Regions from separate parts of the Mus musculus genome. Here regions 1, 2 and 3 are each linked to region 4. A link is a loop called in an ENCODE intact Hi-C map of the cell type or tissue named here. Cell type or tissue: heart. All regions are shown on one strand.

Region 1 (5,000 bases), 150 kb before region 4:
AAGGCCTTAATCTGCTGGGCCATCTTGAAGGCATTCACGAATTCAAACCTAGCCTAGGCTTTATGCGACCTTGTCTCACAAAACACCCACCAACTTAAGAAAGCTAATTCTGATGTCAGAGCTCTCAAATAGTATTATATACTGTGATGTTATCTTAAAGATGTTAAGACTATTATATCTTAATATTTTATTTAATTCCTCAGGGATTTGACCAACTAGACAGAAACTGGACCAAACAGATACAGAAAAATAAATTGAGGCTTTGCCAAAATTAATGTTTGGATTTTGGTTCTACCCAACATAATTGAGGGGTATTTTCTTTTCATGAATGAATTAATTAGAAACACATTATCAAAGGCTAGCAATTATGTTTACAAATAGTGGCTTATGAAAAATGCTTGCAATTTATTAAGTAAAAAGGGAACACAAACAATTTTAGAGGAATAAAGCTTTCTAAAATGTGGAGAATAAATGTGACAAGTAGGGACAGGAGCAAGCAGGTCCGGGGCAAAAGGGAGAAAGGGAAGGGGGGAAAAATTTGTAAAAAAAAAAAAAAAAAATTTGTGACAAGTAAGTACTGAAGAGATGCTCACTGGTAAGCATCCTAGAGGAGACTGGAGTTCAATGCCCACATAAATTATGTAATAATGGTGAAAGGTTGAATTACAAGTTATGATCACTTTTTTTCATGTCTAAATTGAACTTAAAAACAAACCAAAAAAAAAAAAAATAAAAAAATAAAAAATCAGAGCCGGGCAGTGGTGGCGCATGCCTTTAATCCCAGCACTTGAGAGGCAGTGGCAGGCGGATTTCTGAGTTCCAGGAGAGGCCAGCCTGGTCTACAGAGTGAGTTCCAGGACAGTCAGGGAAACCCTGTCTCCAGAAACAAACAAACAAACAATCAGAACCCAGAATTACCTAATAAAATGATATATAAAATAGAACATCTATCACTCTAACTTAAAGCCTCACGTATTAGTACAATTTTATTACTTATTAATATATTTTTAAATGAGCAAATGGAGGCTCCGTCCCAGTACTCAGGAGGTAGGACAGAAATTGAAGGCCATCCTTAGCTACATAGTGGCCAGCCTGGGCTACGTAATTACATGAGACCCTGTCTCAAAGAACTTGCAAGATGGCTCAGTAAGTAGAGACATTTTATCCCCAGAAGCATTCTCACCAAGTCCAAAGAAAATAGATTAAAATTAGCAATTCCTCTACAAATATATTAGTAATTTCAGAAAAAAATTAAATACTCATTTGCCAAAAGTACACCTTTTCATAGACAGACATACATACAGACAGATATACAGACAGACCTAGCTTACAATTCAGAGCTACTGCTCTCTAACTCTGGCTACCTGAGTACTCTAAGACAAAAGCAGGTGGTCCTCGAGTTTAAATGTAATATTATTCAAACAAGTAAGCTTTCCTTATAAATACCTAGTGCATCATTTCTGTTGGTCAATTGCCTCTAAGACGTTACATTCAATACATTGTATTGGCTATGTATTTGTTGTGTCTGAAGCACAGTGTCCCCCTGTCCCAGCCTTCTCAGTGCTTCATTATGGGCACTGACCATCATGCTAGCCCTGGCTAGGCTTTTTTTTTTTTTAATTATGGTTAACTATTAGCCATATCTTCCAACATCTCAAATTAACCTTGGGGGATTAGCTAGTACATAAATTAAGTTTTCATTTCCACAGTAGTTAGGCAAACCAGACACACTGGCTAACTGTCTTTTTTTTTTTTTAAGATTTATTTATTTATTATGTATACAGTGTTCTGCTTGCATGTATGCCTACAAGCCATTAGAGGGCTCCAGATCTCATTATAGATGGTTATGAACCACCATGTGGTTGCTGGGAATTGAACTCAGGACCTCTGAAAGAGCCTCTAAGCTCTTCACCTTTGAGCCATCTCTACAGCCTTAATTATTGTTTCTTTATACACTTCTAAACAGTAATCTAGGGCTGGAGAGATGGCTTAGGGGTTAAGAGCACTGACTGCTCTTCTGAAGGACCTGAGTTCAAATCCCAGAAACCACATGTTGGCTCACAACCATCCGTAATGAGATCTGATGCCCTCTTCTGGTGTGTCTGAAGAGAGTTACAGTGTACTTACATACAATAATAAATAAATCTAAAAAAAACAAAACAAAACAGTAATCTAGGAGCACAGATGTAGTTCAATGGTTATGTAGAGACCCTGATTTTGATCCCCAGAACTCCCCCACCACCACCAAAAAAAAGAAGAGCCTATTTATGAAAGAGAAGAAAACAAAACAAACCGATCATTTAGGGTGAGGCTAGGCTAGAGTACATGAACAAGGTTCCAGTCTCAAAACCATACCACAAAGTAAACACATACACACACACAGAAGCAGAGCACATGTGCACACATTTATATAGAACAATTCATTAACTAGAATTCCCAATACTCAAATGGGAAAAGTTATCATAAAAGTGATTATTAATGACAAAGTCAATCACTCATAAAGCCACAAAGACAAAAACCAAAACTCAAAACGTAGGAATTACCAGACTTCCAAACTACTGTGTTCCCAGTTCACACACAGAACCGACATTTATACTTCCTCTGACGAGTTACCATGAAAGGTGACTCTATGACTAGACTGCTTTTAAACAAGGAAAACAGTATTTCTACATTACAGTATAAAGTAAGAACAGCAAAGCGAGGGCATTCATCCCATGGCTGCCTTTCAGTTCTCAATCTGCTGGTTTACTACCTTTGCTCTTTCAAACTAATTTTATCTAGCTGGGTCGGATAATAATAAAATTAGAAAGTCAACTTTTAGAAATCATTTTTTTAAGCCAGATAGTTCTAAAGAACCTTAATTAAGCTATTAAAAAAAAAAACACTGTTTAAGAACTGCTTCTCAGTAACAGGTTTTATTGCCCAGCAGAGACCATTTAATTGGGCACAAGCATGACAAGTGTACACCTGTAATCCCAGCACTTGGCAGGCAGAGGGAGGTGGCTATCTATGAGTTTAAGATCCATCTGGTCTACAGAGCTACACAGTGAGTTCCAGGACAGCCAGGGCTATATAGAGAGACCCTGATGTCATTTTAAAACAAAAAGAATAGCAAACCTGAGTGAGTAAATACTTAAATAAAAAGAGTAAACCCAAACCGTGACTTCCACCCCTTCCGTAATCTCAGCTAGCTAAATGCTTGTCTACTTCCATTCTCTTTCAATCAGGATGGACAGGAGAGTTTCTCAAACATAGTACAGTGCTTAAACCATCATTTCACGCTTCTCCCTCCATCCCTTTAGCCATCACAAGACTCTGACAATGACAGTAACATCGACAATAAATTCTTTATTTTTCAGTAACACAATCCTGTACTGGATAATCTCTAAGAAACCCATTTATCACAGTGCAAAGTCCTCCCTTTGACTTCAGCCTTTTTCATACTGCCAATTTCTAACCAATTAAAGCTTAAATAACAGTCTGCCCTCCTAAAATAATTGTCCTTTTCATAAAGAGTATCTGCAAAACTATGAAAGAAAACATTTTCACTTAGCTTTGTGAATGGATCTCGCACAATTGTTTTTATGAATTGTAAAGAAGCTGAACAAACTAACAATAGCCAATTTGTACAGCCACGCTCTGCAGCACTACGGAAACTGAAGCGCTCCATAGGAGTGGGTGCTCAAAATAACCCTTTGCTCCTCACACTCAACAAGCGTCAACATTCAGTGTTCTCGGGGCTTTTTAAAAGGCGTCATTCAGGTCCTTGCAACTCAGCTGTGAGGTAGACTGCTGTACTAAGGAGAGGCCACTTTACAATGCCCAAGCGAAAGGCCTCCGCTGGGCAATAAAACCTGTCACAGCGAGGCAGCTTTTTAAACAAACGATTTTTTTTTTTTTTTGTAGCTCAATTGAGGTGCTTTACAACTATCCGTTTAAAAAAAAAAAAGATTTCGTCTCTAAAAGCTTTTGGATTTTATTATTATCCAGGCCAAATGGATAAGATTCGTATGAAAGAGCAAAGATAGCAAACCAAACAGGTTTAGAACTGAAAGACAGCCATGGGATAACTTTCATTTTCACAGAATAGGCTTCATAATCACGAGAAAAGAAAGTCGAATCCAGAGCAAGGCAAAGTTAAGCAAAGTGAGCTCAGAAGTCTCCGGACTTTTTTTCCGAATCTTGGGTAGCACCAAGTGTGACTTCGCCACAGTGGGCCTGGTCACTTCCTGCCCCAGGCGGCTCCTGGCCCGGGCCACATACCGATGGTTGTGTGCACAGGGCGTACACGACCAAGAAAGGGGGAGGAGGAGGAAGGCTGGAATAGGCCAGCTTCACTCTCGACCGCTGCCCACCGCCAGGGAAGTGAGGTGGAAGGAAGATTGCACCCTGAGAACGGCACCTTTAGAATGAGCTCCGCCAGTGTGAGCTAACCCTACATCTATCTCCGCTCAATCTCCCCAGGCTCTCAATTACAGCAGGAAGAGAAAGGCACGTAAAGCCAGGAGCGAGGAAATCTGGCCCAACTCTCTGGCTCAGCCTCTGTGGGAAACAAACCCCTCGCCCCTCGCCCCCATTGTTCCCCGAACGATGCTTCTTGATCGCCCTCCCCCACCGCAGCCGGAGAAGGCTGGGCGCCGGGCCACCGGCTGGCGAAGACACATGGCCTTCCCCGGCCCCGGTCCCTCACTCACCCATCAAAATGCGCATCTGCTTCTTGCCGAACAGGCGCGAGAAGAGAGAGGAGATGGTGAGGCCCATAGCGGTGGTGGCACTTGACGGTCAAAAGGAGGGGGTCTGGTGCGCCCTCGGGCCTTCACGGTTCCGGCTCACAACCGAGTGGGCGGAGGAGAAAACGCTGAAGACCTGTCTCGCTGGCTGGAGTGTCGGCGAAGCCGCGGGACAGGACGTAGCGGGACCGGGACCTGCTAGGCGTCTGGTGCGGTGGCTCCGGCGCGGCGTTAAGTGTTCGGCTGTGCCACGTCACACGGCGGCCGCGG
Region 2 (5,000 bases), 180 kb before region 4:
ACATGTGCCACCACGCCTAGCTTAGTTTTGTAGTTTTCCTTTTAATTTGAAACTTAAAAGAAAATCATGTGTCTATATTGACACATGTGTTGTGTGTTTTGGGGAGTTGAACATGCACACATATGCTCATGTGTAAAGGTGAGATGTCAATTTCCAGTGTCTTTACTTAGGAAAAACCACCCTGGTTTTTTGAGACAGGTTCTCTCATTGACTTGGAGCTTGTATTTAGGCTAGGTTGTCTGGCCCAGAACCCCAAGGCTCCACCTGTAATCGCAGAGCTGGGAATAGAAGCACATACCATTCTGCCTAGCATTTTCATCTGGGTTCTAAGGATCAAACTTAAATCCTCATTCTTGCATGGCAAACACTATACCAACTATGCTATTTGCAGACTTTCTTTCTCTAAGGCCTTCTTAAATCCTCACAATTGCTAGCCAAGTACTCTTATCACTGAACTGTACCCTTAGTTTGTGTTTCTTCTTCTTTTTTAAAAAATTTTATTTTATCTGTATGAGTACACTGTTGCTGACTTCAGATATACCAAAAGAGGGCATCAGAACTCACTACAAATGGTTGTGAGCCACCCTGTGGTTGCTGAGAATTGAACTCAGGAGAGCAGTCAAGTGCTTTTAATCACTGAGCCATCTCTCCAGCCAGTTTGTGTTTCTTGATATTAAAAATAAAAGTGTTCCTAGTCCTTTCCCTCCAATATGTATTATCAAAATCATACTATTGCTTAATCTCTCAAGTTTCAATTATATAATTACAAATGGGGCTATAAGTCAATTTAATAAAAGTATAGCTTCAGTAGTGGCATTTACAGCTGGGCATGGTGGTGTATGCCTTTAATCCCAGCACTCAGGAGGCAGAGACAGGCAGATCTCAGGAATACACAAAGTAAATCCTGCTTCGAAAACCAAAAACAACAAAAAGGCATTTGCTTATTACTTTCAAGCTTGTGGATTAAAAACAAGCTTTCCACGAGATTTGACATTGTCAGAATACTTCTTGAAAAATAAAAGACCGTGCAAACAAAAGGTCTGGGCTGGCGAAATGGCTCAATGGGTAAAGTTGCTGCCAGGCCTGACAATCTGAGTTCAGTAGAGTTGAAGGGTCTTTCTTACAGACTAGTACTCCCGGGGCTCCCTGTTCCAGTCAGATAGGACTTCGTTTTGGTCTACAAATAAACCAAGATCATTCGTATTAAGAAATAAAACTCTCGGCGAAATTTAATCTTCAAATTAAGTAAAATGGGGAGGGGTTTAGCGTCTTCGTTTAAAGAGTTCTTAAAGTTTTACCTGAGTCCTATAATTTTATTTGCTAAACCTTTCAACCCTACAAAGACAAGGTCTTCCAAGCTCTTTACTACTTAAACCACTAACAGCTTTCGAAAACATGTCTGTACTTTTTCTATCATTTACTATGCTGTGTAGCTTTGACTCAGTCTTCCTGGGTTCCAAGGCGGATAGGAAACCTACCTCAAAACCTAACAACAACAAAAGCGCGAGGCTCAAGTACATTATGCATCTTGTGTTTTGTATCCTCAGAGCTCACAAGCTGGTGGAAGAAGCCGGCGGGCGGCTCGGAGCTCCTTAGCTACCACAAGCTCCACACTTGTCGTGCTTAGCTTCACTCGACCCGCCACACCTCGAAAGACCAGGGAACAGGTCCGCCAACTGTGCAGAGCGGACGTTGCAATCCTGGGGAGGAGGCCGGCGCCTACACACAGCCATAACCGGAGCAACTGGAAATGACAGAAAGCCTAGTGTTTCCCGGAGGCACCGCCCAGTCACTTCCGGTTCCGTAAGCCTATTGTTCCCGCCCTCAGCCTACACTTTCAACAAAACTTCGGGTTCTGGTAGCTCCCTCGGGCACTCTTATATTTCCTTCACTCTTCGCCTTTTACCCATGTTGAATAAAAACACCAAGGCGCTCGAAACTCGAGACCGGCGGTCAAGACAAGAAGGAGCTGGCAAGTGGCCTTGGCGAAAGTGCGAGTCGGGAACACCGCGCGCTTGATGCTCACACCCCGGCTTCTGCTTGCCGCCGACCGGAAGTCCACGGTCTGAATGGGTCTTGTACCCGGCCACGGCCGCTCCTCCCGGTGGACTTGACAGCGGGCGACTCTGGATCTCTGATCTCGTCGGCTGCCAGGTTCATGTGGAGGCTCCCGGGCCGCAGCGCGCTTCGTGGGGTCCGGTCGGTGGTGGAGCGGCGCAGCCGGGCCGAGGCAGGGACTCACGAGGCGGTGCGCGCCATGGAGCGCGCGGTGGTGCGCTGTGTGCCCTCGGAGCCCAAGCTCAGCCTGTCTTTCGCGTTGGCCGACGGCAGCCACAAAAACATGCAGAGGGACCAGAGCGAGCCTCTGGGCCGGGCCCTCAGCCGGATCGCTACCAACGCCCTCAAGGGACACGCAAAGGTAGCGGCCGCCAAGAAGAGCAGGAAGAACCGAGCCCACTCGAGCGGTGGCGCGGCCTGTGAGGCTACAGGGCCTGAGCCGGTTGCGACCTGCGAGCCGGTGGTGAAGCTGTACTACCGGGAGGAGGCGGTGGCCGAGGATGTGCTCAATGTGGACGCCTGGCAGGACGGAGCGGTGCTGCAGATCGGCGACGTCAAGTACAAGGTGGAGCGCAACCCGCCCACCTTCACGGAGCTGCAGTTGCCGCGCTACATCATGGCTGGCTTCCCTGTGTGCCCCAAACTCGGCGTGGAATTTGGGGATCCCGCCAGCTCCGTGTTCCGCTGGTACAAGGAAGTCAAACCCGGGGCGGCAGAACCTGGGGACAGCGGCCCCGCGTCCTCGTCTCACTCTTCGCAGCCTTCAGCTTGGATCGAGACCGGTGTGGACGAGCGCGTCTACACCCCGTGCAATGCAGACATCGGGCTCCGGCTCCGGCTTCACTGTACACCGGGCAATGGGCAGCGCTTCGGGCCAAGCCGGGAGCTAGAAAGCCTGTGCCCGGTGGAGGCCGGGCCTGGCACCTGCACTTTTGACCATCGACATCTGTACACCAAGAAGGTGACGGAGGACTCTTTCATCCGCACTGTCTCCTACAACATCCTGGCAGACACGTACGCCCAGACTGAGTTCTCTCGGACGGTCTTGTACCCGTACTGTGCCCCCTACGCCCTGGAGCTTGACTACCGCCAGAATCTCATACAGAAGGAGCTCACAGGCTACAACGCAGACCTCATCTGTTTGCAGGAGGTGGACCGCGCGGTGTTCTCCGACAGCTTGGTACCGGCCCTGGAGGCCTTCGGGCTGGAGGGCGTGTTCCGAATCAAGCAGCACGAAGGCCTGGCCACTTTCTACCGGAAGTCCAAGTTCAGGCTCCTTAGTCAACATGACATCTCTTTTCAAGAAGCCCTCAAGTCGGACCCACTGCACAAAGAATTACTAGAGAAGCTGGCTTTGAACCCATTAGCACAGGAGAAGGTCCTCCAGAGGTCATCTGTCCTTCAGGTCAAGTAGCTCTGCTTGTTTTCTTCATACTCGCCCAGGATTAGGGGTTGCCGGAGTATAGGGGGTTGGGTATTAGTACTCGTCATTGGAAATACGCATTTCTTTAAAGTGTTTTTGCTCCAGCATCTTGAAAGTGTAGCCTGTTCCTTAATTCAGCACATTTTAACCTCTCCTAGTGTGCCTATCCTGCCGCAGGTTGCCTTCAACAAGATGAATAGAGACATTCCTTAGTGTTTACAATCCAGGTAGACATAGTAACTTGTCACGTACCGTTTTAAGAGCACTTTAAAGCACTCCCAAGTCTAAGTCCCTCCTGTTTTAAGATGTTTCGTCTCTATTGTTAACTAGTGTGTAAGAAAAAGTAATTGGCTTATCTGTTTTTACAGATACTATCCTTTTTTAATAAATGAGAAAATGTTCCTAATGTCCTTATGCTAGTTGAAAGAAGTATGAAGGGCTGGAGAGATGGCTCAGTGGTTAAGAGCACTCACTGCTCTTCCAGAGGTCCTGAGTTCAATTCCCAGCAACCACATGGTGGCTCACAACCATCTGTAATGGGATCTGATGCCCTCTTCTGGTGTGTCTGAAGACAGCAACAGTGTACTCACATATATTAAATAAATAGATAGATAGATAGATAGATAGATAGATAGAATGGGATCTGATGCCCTCTTCTGGTGTGTCTGAAGACAGCAACAGTGTACTCACATATATTAAATAGATAGATAGATAGATAGATAGATAGAAAGAAGTATGAAGCCAGGATTCATAGCCACTTGACAATGTTAGCATTATTGTTCAGGGTGTGAACGTAGCTTTAATCTGTGGGTTTGTGTTTTGTTTTATTTTATTTTGTTTCCTTTGTTGAATTTTGTTGATATTTTTGAGATGAGGTCTCACTGTGTATCGGTGGATGTCCTGAACTGGATATGTAGGCCAGTCTAGCATGAACCACTGAGAGTCACCTGCCTCTTAAGTGCTGGGATTAAAGTTGTGTGCTACTAAGCTCATCGTCTTTAAGGGCATTTTCAGAGTTTTTTATGTAATGGGTTTTGTTCTGAGTAAAGGAATGTCTACCCATTTTCAAGCACCACTGTGTTCTGTGCACTCTTATGTAAGTTCATTTAATTGAATACACACATCTATGAGGGAGGTGATATGGTTTCTTTACCTTACTCCGAGGCACAGTGCTGTAAATGCTAGACTGTTCAAACAGATCTGACTCCAGGACAAGTAAGTGCTTTCACACTTGAAAACAGTTTAATCTTTTTTTTTTCTTTTTTTTTGGTTTTTCGAGACAGGGTCACTCGGTAGACCAGGCTGGCCTCGAACTCAGAAATCCACCTGCCTCTGCCTCCCAAGTGCTGAGATCAAAGGTGTGCGCCACCACTGCCTGGCAGAAACAGTTCAATCTTAAATTTATCAACTACAATGTATTTTTTCATAATGGTGTATATTGGATGGTTACTAAAATGTTATATTTACTCATGTTACATACCTTAAAACTTGTAGTGTCAGATTTAAAACTTGGTGTCTT
Region 3 (5,000 bases), 88 kb before region 4:
CATGGACACACAGACAAGCAAAATAGCCACACACAAATAAATCTTTTTTTTTTTTAAAGGTGACCAAATATGACAGCTTCTGCTTACCGATTAAGTTTTATTTTGCTACACATAAAATTTCAGTTTATCATTAAATAACGAGCATAATATATTGTTTTGAGGGGCTGGAGAGATGGCTCAGCTGTTAAGAGCACTTGCTGCTCTTCCAGAGGATGTGAGTTCAGTTCCCAGCACCTACATGACCAGAAGGATTGCAGACTGAGTGGATCTAACCCCCTTTTCCAGCCTACACAAGCACAAGGTACAAATTCTCTTACATGCAGAGATGAAGGCAAAACATTCATACACATTATATAAATAAACAAATCTTTAAAAATAAATGTCTTCAATCTTTGGAGATTGTTATTCCTGTCTCAAATAAAATACAGAATCACTTTACATACTAACTCCCTCTATCAACAAACGTTTAATGAATACTGTATCAGGCAATAAATTTGATCCTATTGACTAAATAGATTAATTCTTAGATCCCCACCTTATTGTCTCAATTCATAAATGCAAATGAGAACATCCTTTTATGTGTATGTCCACTAACTTGTATGGTGCCTAGATCTTAATAAAAACTCAATATTTAAATGAACTATGTAACGATACAAAAGACAAAGATGCAGCAGTTTCTCGTTTGGAACAACCAGACCAACCAAATCAGAATAAGATTAGAATCTTTCACCGATGCCAAAAGAACAATAACAAAATACCAAAAACTTCGGGACATACACCTTTCTAATGCCTTTCTAGTAACTTTTCACTTGGATAAATAAGACAAATCTTTTATGCTAACAAACAACAACAAAAAAAAAAGATGCAAAGTGATGGCAAAAATGAGTGAGATTCAAAGGTCTTTTAGGTAAGATGTTATGATATCTAACAGATTTATAAGCCAACAATTTTTCCACTGACATTAGGTTTCTGGGAATTGTCACAGAATCAGTATTAAGAAACAGCAGGGGTCGGGAGAGGGGTGTGGGGACAGCTTGCCTAGTTTTCAGAAGGCCTTGAATTCTGTTTGCAATGCTAGGGAGAGACTTGGAGGGAATGGGAACCCAACGACATTTCACAGAGAAATGGGGAACAGAGAAAAGGGAGAGAATGCATGCTAAGCATTTTGACTTGGACTCAGTGGACCGATCTACGAGTTAGCGCAATTGACAATACAGTCAGTCAGCCCACATGATTGGACGTGCACGTTTGGCTACTGTAATTCACATATGTCAGGGGGTATTGTTCCTTTCTTGAAAGTTCCAAGCAAACATCCTGTCTGCTGTAGGCTTTTCTGGGTGCCACTACCCTCCAGTTATCGCTGGTTTTTTGTTTTGTTTTTTTAAAGAGGAACATCAACAAGTATTTAGGAGGGGCCTACAAAGAACTTTTCACCCCTAGCCGCAGCCCACGATCCTCCCACCGAAGGGTCGAGAAGCACCGCCCAGCTGAGCCGCGCAGGGGCTGCGAGCCACGCCCGGATGAGCAGCGGCCAGGACCCGGCCGCCCAAGGGTGGAGACACAGGGTGCGGCTCGGCCTCACCTCCACCGCCTGGCCCAGCTCCAGGTCGAAGCCCACCACACACACGCAGTGTAGCCAGGCCGAGAAGCCGTCCCAGCGCAGCAGGCCCCGGCGGCCATCGTCCTCCTCCTCGTCCTCCAGCGCGACTCCCGCCGCCGCAAGGGCCGCCGCCTCGCGCCCCTCAGCCCCGGCCTCGTCCAACGACCCGCGGGAACCGGGCCCAAAGACCGCCGGGCCCGGCAGAGCCATCCGCCACCCCCTAGGCGCTTGAGCCGCCTCCGCTGCGGACCGCGCCGCAGAGCGCGCAGGCCTCCGCGCACGCGCACCGAGTGCTGCCGCTGCCGCAGCCGCTCCGGACTCCCGGAATAGGGGCGCGGCCACGAGGCACGTGACCCTGGGAGCGGGGGGTTCAGTGGTTTCCCTACAAGCCGCGGCTATCTCTGCTGCTCGCTCAGACTGGCCTGCTGGTTTTACAGTTCTCTAAACTCAAACAGTGGCTCAGGAATCGTCATCTCAGATCCACAACAATACAGCAATGAATTATTCTTGGAACGACCCAGTTCATTATTAAAGTGTTACTAAAACATAGTGGTTAACAGTAGTTTAATTAAACTTTTACTCTGTGACAGTTGATATGCTAAGTTCAAATACACCTATTAACTCTTATTAAACATATCATTATGGTGAACACTATTGTTTGTTAAGTGTTGGGTAGGACTTTCTTTTCTTTTTTAGCTATGCCTTACATAGTCCCAACTGGCCTCTAGCTCATGGTACTCCTACCACAGCTACCCAAGATTCTGGGTTTAGTGGCATGGGCCACCACCTCTGGCTAATTTGTCTTCACAGATAAGGGAACTGAAGTTCGGAGAGGCTTCGTGACTAGCCCAGCAAGTATAAGAACTCTAAGGCAAGCCTGTGTTCACTCCTGCAGTCCCCTGATAGAGATGTGTACTTTAACTCTCCGAATACCCTCCCTACCAAGGCAGCTCCCATCTTTATTGGTCTGGCGGACTCTCTCAACTCTTACGCATATGCAGACTTTCTTGGAATCTCGGGTTGGTCAGTCACCTTTGGACCATGCTATCTGAACACTGGAGGAAGGGCCTGGTTTCAAGCTACCTTTGTTAAGAAGTCAAGACAGCTCTAGGCTGGGCACTCAAGAAACATCTGCCCTGGTGAATTGCTATTGATTATTGGCATAGCATGATACGACTAAGTAGGATTTTTTTTTCAGCACCTGCTAGGATTTATTCATCAAAAGTAATTAGAGCCGGGCGTGGTGGCACATGTCTTTAATCCCAGCACTCGGGAGGCAGAAGCAGGCAGATTTCTGAGTTCGAGGCCAGCCTGGTCTACAAAGTGAGTTCCAGGACAGCCAGGGCTATACAGAGAAACCCTGTCTCAAAAAACAAAACAAAACAAAAAAAAAAGTAATTAGAAAACGTGGTAATACCCAATAGGAAAGTGTGTAAAAGATGATAGATAACATACAATGGATTTATCAAAACCCATTCCCATGCCTTTCCACGGCCTCAAAAGGCAGTGATATTACTGTTTCTATTTTACATAGAACAAAGCTGGGGCTCCAACTGATGGCTCAGTGGTTAGGAGCGCTTGCTGCTCTTGCAAAGGACCAGGTTCAATTCTCAACACCCACATGGTGGTTTGTAACTCCAGTTCCAGGGGATCTAATGTCCTCTTCTCATCACCAAGAGCACCAGGAGTGTGTGTGGTGCACAGACATGAATGCAAGCAAACAACATTAAAACACATAAAAATTCTTGACCATCAAGAAATGATCCATCTCTTGATGGTCAAGTATTCTCAAACTTGAGTAGTAATGAATGCTGAAGACTTTCTTAAAGATGTATTTATCATTTTTCTTTTATATATATGAGTGTTTTGCCTATATGTATGTATGTATGCATATATGTGTATGTATGTATGTATGTATGTATGTATGTATGGGTACTGAAGTGGAGTTTGGTTTGCACAGAGGCCAGAAGAGGGTGCCAGATCCTCTGGAGTTAAAGATGGTTGTAAACTCCACGATGGTGCTGAGAACCAAACCTTACTTACTCTTCTACAAGATCAACAAGTGTTCTTAACTGCTGAGCCACCTATCTCTCTAGTCCCACCTGGAAAGTTTGGATAGCATAGAATTAACTGGGGACAACATTTAAATTAGAAACTGTCCTTGCCTAAAACAACCTGCCTGTGACAAAGAACCAGTACAGTTCAGAAAGAAAAACATAACCTGTATTCAAGTAAGGTTCTAAACCTACTGTTCAGAAAAAAACAGTACTGTTTAGTATTAGAAAGGACAGTGAGCTAGAAATGAAAAAATCTGGTATCCAGCTTTAGCTCCATATATTATCATGATAGACAAACAGCTCCTGGAACTATTTTCTGGATTGGTGAAAGGTAATTGCTAACCTGACTTATTGTCAAGAAGAGAAAAGTGTTCCCAATCCAGACACTTTACTATATGCTATTTTATTATTAATGATAAATAAACTTTAATGAGCAGCTGTTCCACAGTGCTGGACCCTTGGCCTGTGGATACAAATTACCATTCTTTGCAATACTATCTTTGTTGTTGTTGTTGTTGTTGTTTATTCGTTTGAGACAGGGCTTCTTGGTACAGTCCTGGCTGTTCTGGAACAAGCTCTGTAGATCAGGCTGTCCTTGAACTCAGAGATCTGCCTCCAGACTGCTGGGATTAAAGCCATGATCTACCACTCCTGGCTGACATACTACCTTATATAATCTTTGGTTAAGCAGAAAGAAATGGTAACCTTTGTAGAGTTTGTCATTAGAGCCTTTAAATCTGAAAGGATCTTGAGCAAGGTCGTTTCTCCACACTTTCCATCCTATATGTGAATATTCTGGTGCTGGCTCAGCCAATCCCACACATGCAGTGGCTCTTAAGCATAAGAACTGCTCTTTTCTGCGTGTTCATGAGGGCTAGGAAAGCCTTCCTCTTGTGGAGTCCAGCTTTTAGAGACGATAGCCCATGGATTGTTTCAAAAGAGCCATCCTACATCCTCATGTCTAGCTTCCTGGGTAAACTACCCCAAATTTGTCCGTCTTTCTTCAAAGGATTCTAGCAGTTAATCATGGAGTCACCCAACCTGGGTAAACTTGGAGTTGTTGAATCAGTTTTAAGACATAGAAGGAAGCACCATTCTCTAGGTGTGAGCTAGCCCCAGCAAAGTGAACCTTTGGACTCTTCCCTTTCTTACACTGGCCAGTAGCCTTCTGTTAATGCCACTTCAGATCATATTTGCTTGGCTTGGCAGCCAGGTCACAGCCCTGGCTCAGGTTATGCATCCTGTCCTCTGAAGCCCTAGGTGGTAGGCTTCTCGTTGTTGTTTTTCCCATGTGAGAGGCACTTAAGACAGGGTCGGCTGCTTGAGCCAAAAAACCCTAACTG
Region 4 (5,000 bases):
TGACCTTTGAAATGTGTTCTTGAATTTAGTTTGTAATTATTTTATTGAATATTTAGGCTTTTTATTTATAGTACATGTGTGTGTGAGTACATGCCTGCCATGATTTATAGTACATGTGTGTGTGAGTACATGCCTGCCATGATCTGTATGTGGAGTTGGTTCTTTTCCACCTTTTTGTCTGTTCTGGGAATCAAACTCAGATTTCAGGCTGGTGGAAAGTACTATTTTTTTTTTTTAATTTTTATTTCATGTGCATTGATGCTTTGACTGTAGGTATGTCCGTGTAAGAGTACCAGAACCCCTGGAGCTAGCGTTACAGACAGTTGTGAGCTGCTGTGAGGGTGCTGGAATTTAAACCCAGGTCCTCTGGAAGAATAGCCAGTGCCCTTAACTGCTGAGCCATCTCTCCATCTGTACTTTAAATATTTAAAAATTATTTTATTTTTTAATTCATATGGGTGTGTTGCCTGCGTGTAAGTCTGTGCACCATGTACATACTTTGTGCCTGAGGAAGCTAGCAGAGGGTTTCAAATATCCTAGAGCTGGGGTTACAGATGGTTGAGAGCTGTGGTGTGGGTCCTGGAAATTAAAACCCAGGTCCTCTAAAGAGTATCTAGTACTCTTTAATTGCTGAGCCGGCTCTCCATTCCCTGGAGAGCATCTTTACTTGCTGAGCCATTTTACTACTGCTCTTTATTGAGAATTGTTACATCCATGTTTCTGGGAGTTTAGTCTGTGGTTTTCTTCTCTCTCTGTCTGTCTGTCTGTCTCTGTCTCTCTGTGTGTGTGTGTCTTTGTGTGTCTTTGTCTGGTTTTTGGTATTGAGGTACTAATAGCTTTATAGATGGAGTTTGTAGTATCCTTTCCCTTTCCTGTTGTATTTTATGGAATAGGATAAGGAACATTGATGTCAGGTCTTTAATGGTCCAGTAGCATCCAGCAGTGAATCTGTACCATCCTGGACTTTTGTTGTTGTTGAGAGACTGTTATTTCTTCAATCTGTTATTTGTTATAGCCAGGGTAGGATGTTGGTGTTTTCTGTCACTTCTGCCTTAATCATTTGAAATAAATCTCTCCTTGGCAGAGTTCACTAATTAATTAATTAGTTAATTAATCTGGATATGCTGATGGCCAGCAAGTCCCAGGAACCCTCTGTCCTTTTTCCTCCAGCATTAAGGTTTTAGGCATGCATGGCTACACCAGTGTAGCCCTGATGTTGGAGATCCAAAGTCAGGCCCTCATGCTTGCTACGTGGCAGGCGTGTTAGTGACTGAAACACCTCCGTAGCTTTCTCTGTAGAGTTTGTAGATTTCATCCCTCTTTTCATCTTTAATTTTGTTAGTTTTCTCTTTTATCAGTTTGGTTAGGGGGATTATTAGTCTTACATAAGTAAGTAAATGTGTATGAGTGTGTGAGATGCATGTGTGTGAGAGATGCATGTGTGTGTGTGAGAGAGATGCATGTGTATATATGTATGTGTGTGTGATGCATACGTGTGTGTGTGTGTGTGAGAGAGAGATGCATGTGTGTGTGCATTGCCTTCCTTTATCACGCATCCCATTTATTTATTATTGTATGTGTGCATGATGTATGAATGTTTGGCTATGCCATAGCATATGTCCAGAAGTCAGTTCAATGTTGGCTCTCTTCCTGTATCTTTCTCTACTTTTATTTAGTTTTATTTCTTTAATTTTCTTTTTTAAACGTGAGGATTAGAGAGATGGCTCACCAATTTAGAGCACTTGTTGCTTTTTCAGAGGATCAGGTTCACAACTGTCATAACTCCAGTTTCAGGGGATCTGATATCTTCTTTTGACTTATTGGGCACTAAATACCCATGTGATGTACACATAAAAATCTAAAAATGATTTTTAAATTGCACTTTATTCTCTCTCTCTCTCTCTCAGTGTGTGTGTATGTGTGTGTGTGGGTGTGTGTGTGTGTGTGTGTGTGTATGTGTGTTTGTGTAGATAGAAGCTGTGAGATACATATGGAGGCCAGAGGACAGTTTGTTGGAGTTGGTTCCTACCATGTAGGCCTGGGAATAGACCTTCAGGATTGGTGGCAAGCACCTATATATTCACTAAGTTATCCTCACTCAACTTTTGTTCTTTAAGATGGGGTCTTTCACTGAACCAGGAGCTCACTGGTTAACTAGTCTGCCTGGCTGGTGCCTTCCCTGCTGGCTCTATGTGGACTTGCTCAGGCTCCAAACTGTGGTCTGCCAGTGCTGCCTTCACCATTTCACCTTTGGTTCGTTGTATACCAGTGGCCTCTGCTGGTCACAGTTAACATTACAGTCTGTGGGTTGTCAAGAGTTCTAGTTTAGATCCCCAGTCAGTTTATGCTTCAGGAATGGGTTGTGCCCCCAGTGCACTGGAAGTCTGGGGAGGGAGCAAGAGCAGCACTTGAGGACTTGTTACTGTGCTTTGACAGTCTGCTAAAGAGCTTCGTGGGTATAGCTGCTCTGATAGTTCTAGGAGATACATTCTCACAGTTAACTGAAGGTTCGCCTGGTTTTTATAGTCGTTACACCCTCTCTTCTACTATGATCACTGAGCCTTGAGTGGAAGAATTGTATTATAGATGTATCAGTTGGATCTGGGCACCACATGATCTCTTGTTCTCTGTACTTGAGGTTTTCTGGAATGGTCTCTGTCTGTTACAAAGAGAATTTTTTTTGATGAGGTTCATAAACTACACTTATGGTTATAAGGATAAATATTTAGAGTTTTGTTGGGGATTAGGCTGATTTAGTGAAGTGGTAATTGTAGGTTCTCTCCCAAGATCCACTTGACTATCCCTGCCTTGGTAGTTAGCTAGGTTTCTAGTATCTGCCAGGGTTTCCTTCTTGTCGAGCAGGTCGGCATTTCTTTCTTTCTTTATTTAAACAATTTTAAAAAGATTTATTTATTTATTTAATGCTTATGAATACACTGTTGCTGTCTTCAGACACACCAGAAGAGGGCAAAAGATCCCATTACAGATGGTTGTGAGCCATCATGTGGTTGCTGGGAATTGAACTCAGGACCTCTAGAAGAGCAGTCAGTGCTCTTAACCACTGAGCCATCTCTCCAGCCTCATTGAGCAGTTCTTAAGTGCATTTAGAGAGCTGTTGGATACCACCAAGTGGTATACTTCTCTTGCAGCAACTTTTAGGGTTATCATGCCATGCTGACCATTGTTCTGGTACATAGGTCTCATAGTGGCTGCCCAAACAAAACCTGAACAACAATGATACCACTAGACATGCTAACATGGAAGGGGAGAGCTCAAGGAACCTCAACTATAGACAAGAAACTATAGGCAACTAAGGAGTACTAAAAGCAGGAGAAATAATCTTCCTTAAAGAAGAGATGCAGTTTGGTGATCCAGTACCCAAGTGGTCACCTCTGAAATCATATACATACAAGTAATATTATATGGATAGAACATGTTGTATTTATATGCTAATTAATACACACATACCACCACCACTGCCACCAATTAAAGAAAAAAGCCATAAATTAGAAAGCAAGGGGGAAGGAGGTAGGGGAAGGGTGAAATGATGTAAATATATTACCAATTAAAACATAAAAATTATTATGAAAAATAAAAACAAATCTTAAAAGAACCCATCTGTTAAATAGTGTTGGGTGTAGTGGCTGTGCTTTTGATTCCAGCATTTGGGAAGCACAGGCAGTTGGACCTAAGTGAACTTGAGGCCAGCTAAAGCTATCTGGTGAGGTCGTCTCAACAGTACAATAATTAAATCTCTTAAAGCTCAGTGACTCCCAGTGCACTGGGGGCACAACCCCTTCCTGAAGCATAAACTGCCTGGGGATCTAAGATCTAAACTAGAACTCTCGACAGCCCCCAGACTGTAATGTTAACTGTGACCAGGTTCTGTTTGAGGAAGCCTGTGGATGTACAGTGGCCCACTGTAGTTGCAGAGTGTTTAATGTCTGCTTCTTACAGTTTTTCCACACCCGATTCTTTGTCACTTGAGAAATTTGTATGTGACTATGGGTATGTAAGCATCTAGAATCAATATGTAAATCAAACATTTACTTGGAATAAATAATAAAAATAATTTAAAATAAGTCTGTGATATATATAATATAGATATATATAATTTTGATATTTATTGGTTGAAAGCAGAATTATATAATAGCACAGCTATGGTTGTTTATTTTTATGTATTATGTCTGAACATTTGATAACACTTACAAAATCTTCAAGATTTTTTTACAGAATGGTTCGGTATTTTGATTTTATAATCATGAATAGAATACCACTTATAAATATATAGGACAAAATGGCAGAAATATGTTTGAGGTTATTTCATAAATCATTCAGAAAGTTTTGTCCTACTCCCAAGGCAAAATAACATATTTTTGTGAATTTGAAATCAGAAGTACAAACAAAGGCTTTTAAAATCAAACTTTTTAACCTAATATACTCCAGAGATATCCAAATTTGATGCTTCCATGTTAAGAAATAGCAGTAGTAAAATACTTAAAGGTCTTTGTTTTCTGTAATTAAACAATTGTGTTTCTATGAGGGCGAGCTATTTGGGTTTTTGTTTGTTTTTGTTTTTTTCAAGACAGGGTTTCTCTGTATAGCCCTGGCTGTCCTGGAACTCACTCTGTAGACCAGGCTGGCCTCGAACTCAGAAATCCACCTGCCTCTGCCTCCCAAAGTGCTGGGATTAAAGGCGTGCGCCACCACTGCCCAGCTGAGGGCGAGCTATTTGTATGTGAAGCTCCTACACTGGTCCTGAGCACAAGCCAAGTGTTCCCAGCAGGGTATAATCGCTTTGCATGTTGTGATGGCATGTCAGCACAAAGAACCAGGACTGCCATGAAGTCATGTGCTGTGGGAGCACGTGCTGCCAGAAATACTCCAGATTCATTCATAGTTGTTTTTCAAAGTTAATTTTTGGTTGTTGCACTTTCAGAAAGCCTTAACTGTTGCCATGGGGATCACAACTCACAGTTTAAGAACTTGTGCTCTATAGC

The links. Hi-C counts contacts between places; a loop is a spot of excess contacts. Peaks named below come from ENCODE experiments on the same cell type or tissue, not always from the same donor. Only the 100,000 strongest peaks of a DNase experiment are listed, where the experiment ranks them.
Region 1: a loop joins it to region 4, with 5 times the contacts of the local background. A loop is called at or near these places in 20 of 42 quality-filtered maps.
Region 2: a loop joins it to region 4, with 3 times the contacts of the local background. A loop is called at or near these places in 10 of 42 quality-filtered maps.
Region 3: a loop joins it to region 4, with 3.0 times the contacts of the local background. A loop is called at or near these places in 15 of 42 quality-filtered maps.

What each region holds. Positions count from the first base shown.
Region 1 is chr14:26,638,181-26,643,180 of GRCm38, reverse strand. It overlaps Arf4 (ADP-ribosylation factor 4), which reads right to left. Exons shown (of 6, transcript NM_007479.4): 1 at 4,695-5,000. The coding sequence starts at 4,761. Among named protein-coding and RNA genes, the nearest start is that of Arf4, 2.5 kb to the right of the region's middle. In heart, CTCF peaks have their summits at 1,821 (motif pointing right) and 2,996; a DNase peak (open chromatin) is centred at 4,290; H3K4me3 peaks cover 2,532 bases; H3K27ac peaks cover 1,737 bases.
Region 2 is chr14:26,666,711-26,671,710 of GRCm38, reverse strand. It overlaps Pde12 (phosphodiesterase 12), which reads left to right and starts at 1,865. Exons shown (of 3, transcript NM_178668.3): 1 at 1,865-3,463. The coding sequence starts at 2,159. Mir7672 (microRNA 7672) reads left to right here and starts at 2,103; the gene lies at 2,103-2,164. In heart, CTCF peaks have their summits at 2,194 and 2,414; DNase peaks (open chromatin) are centred at 1,790 and 2,030; H3K4me3 peaks cover 4,225 bases; H3K27ac peaks cover 2,712 bases.
Region 3 is chr14:26,576,445-26,581,444 of GRCm38, reverse strand. It overlaps Dennd6a (DENN/MADD domain containing 6A), which reads right to left and starts at 1,895. Exons shown (of 20, transcript NM_001134465.2): 1 at 1,583-1,895. The coding sequence starts at 1,810. In heart, no CTCF peak of the experiment used is centred here; DNase peaks (open chromatin) are centred at 1,504 and 1,934; H3K4me3 peaks cover 1,835 bases; H3K27ac peaks cover 1,595 bases.
Region 4 is chr14:26,488,605-26,493,604 of GRCm38, reverse strand. The region is part of intron 1 of Slmap (sarcolemma associated protein); the gene reads left to right. Among named protein-coding and RNA genes, the nearest start is that of Gm24031, 6.6 kb to the left of the region's middle. In heart, a CTCF peak has its summit at 2,284 (motif pointing left); a DNase peak (open chromatin) is centred at 2,254.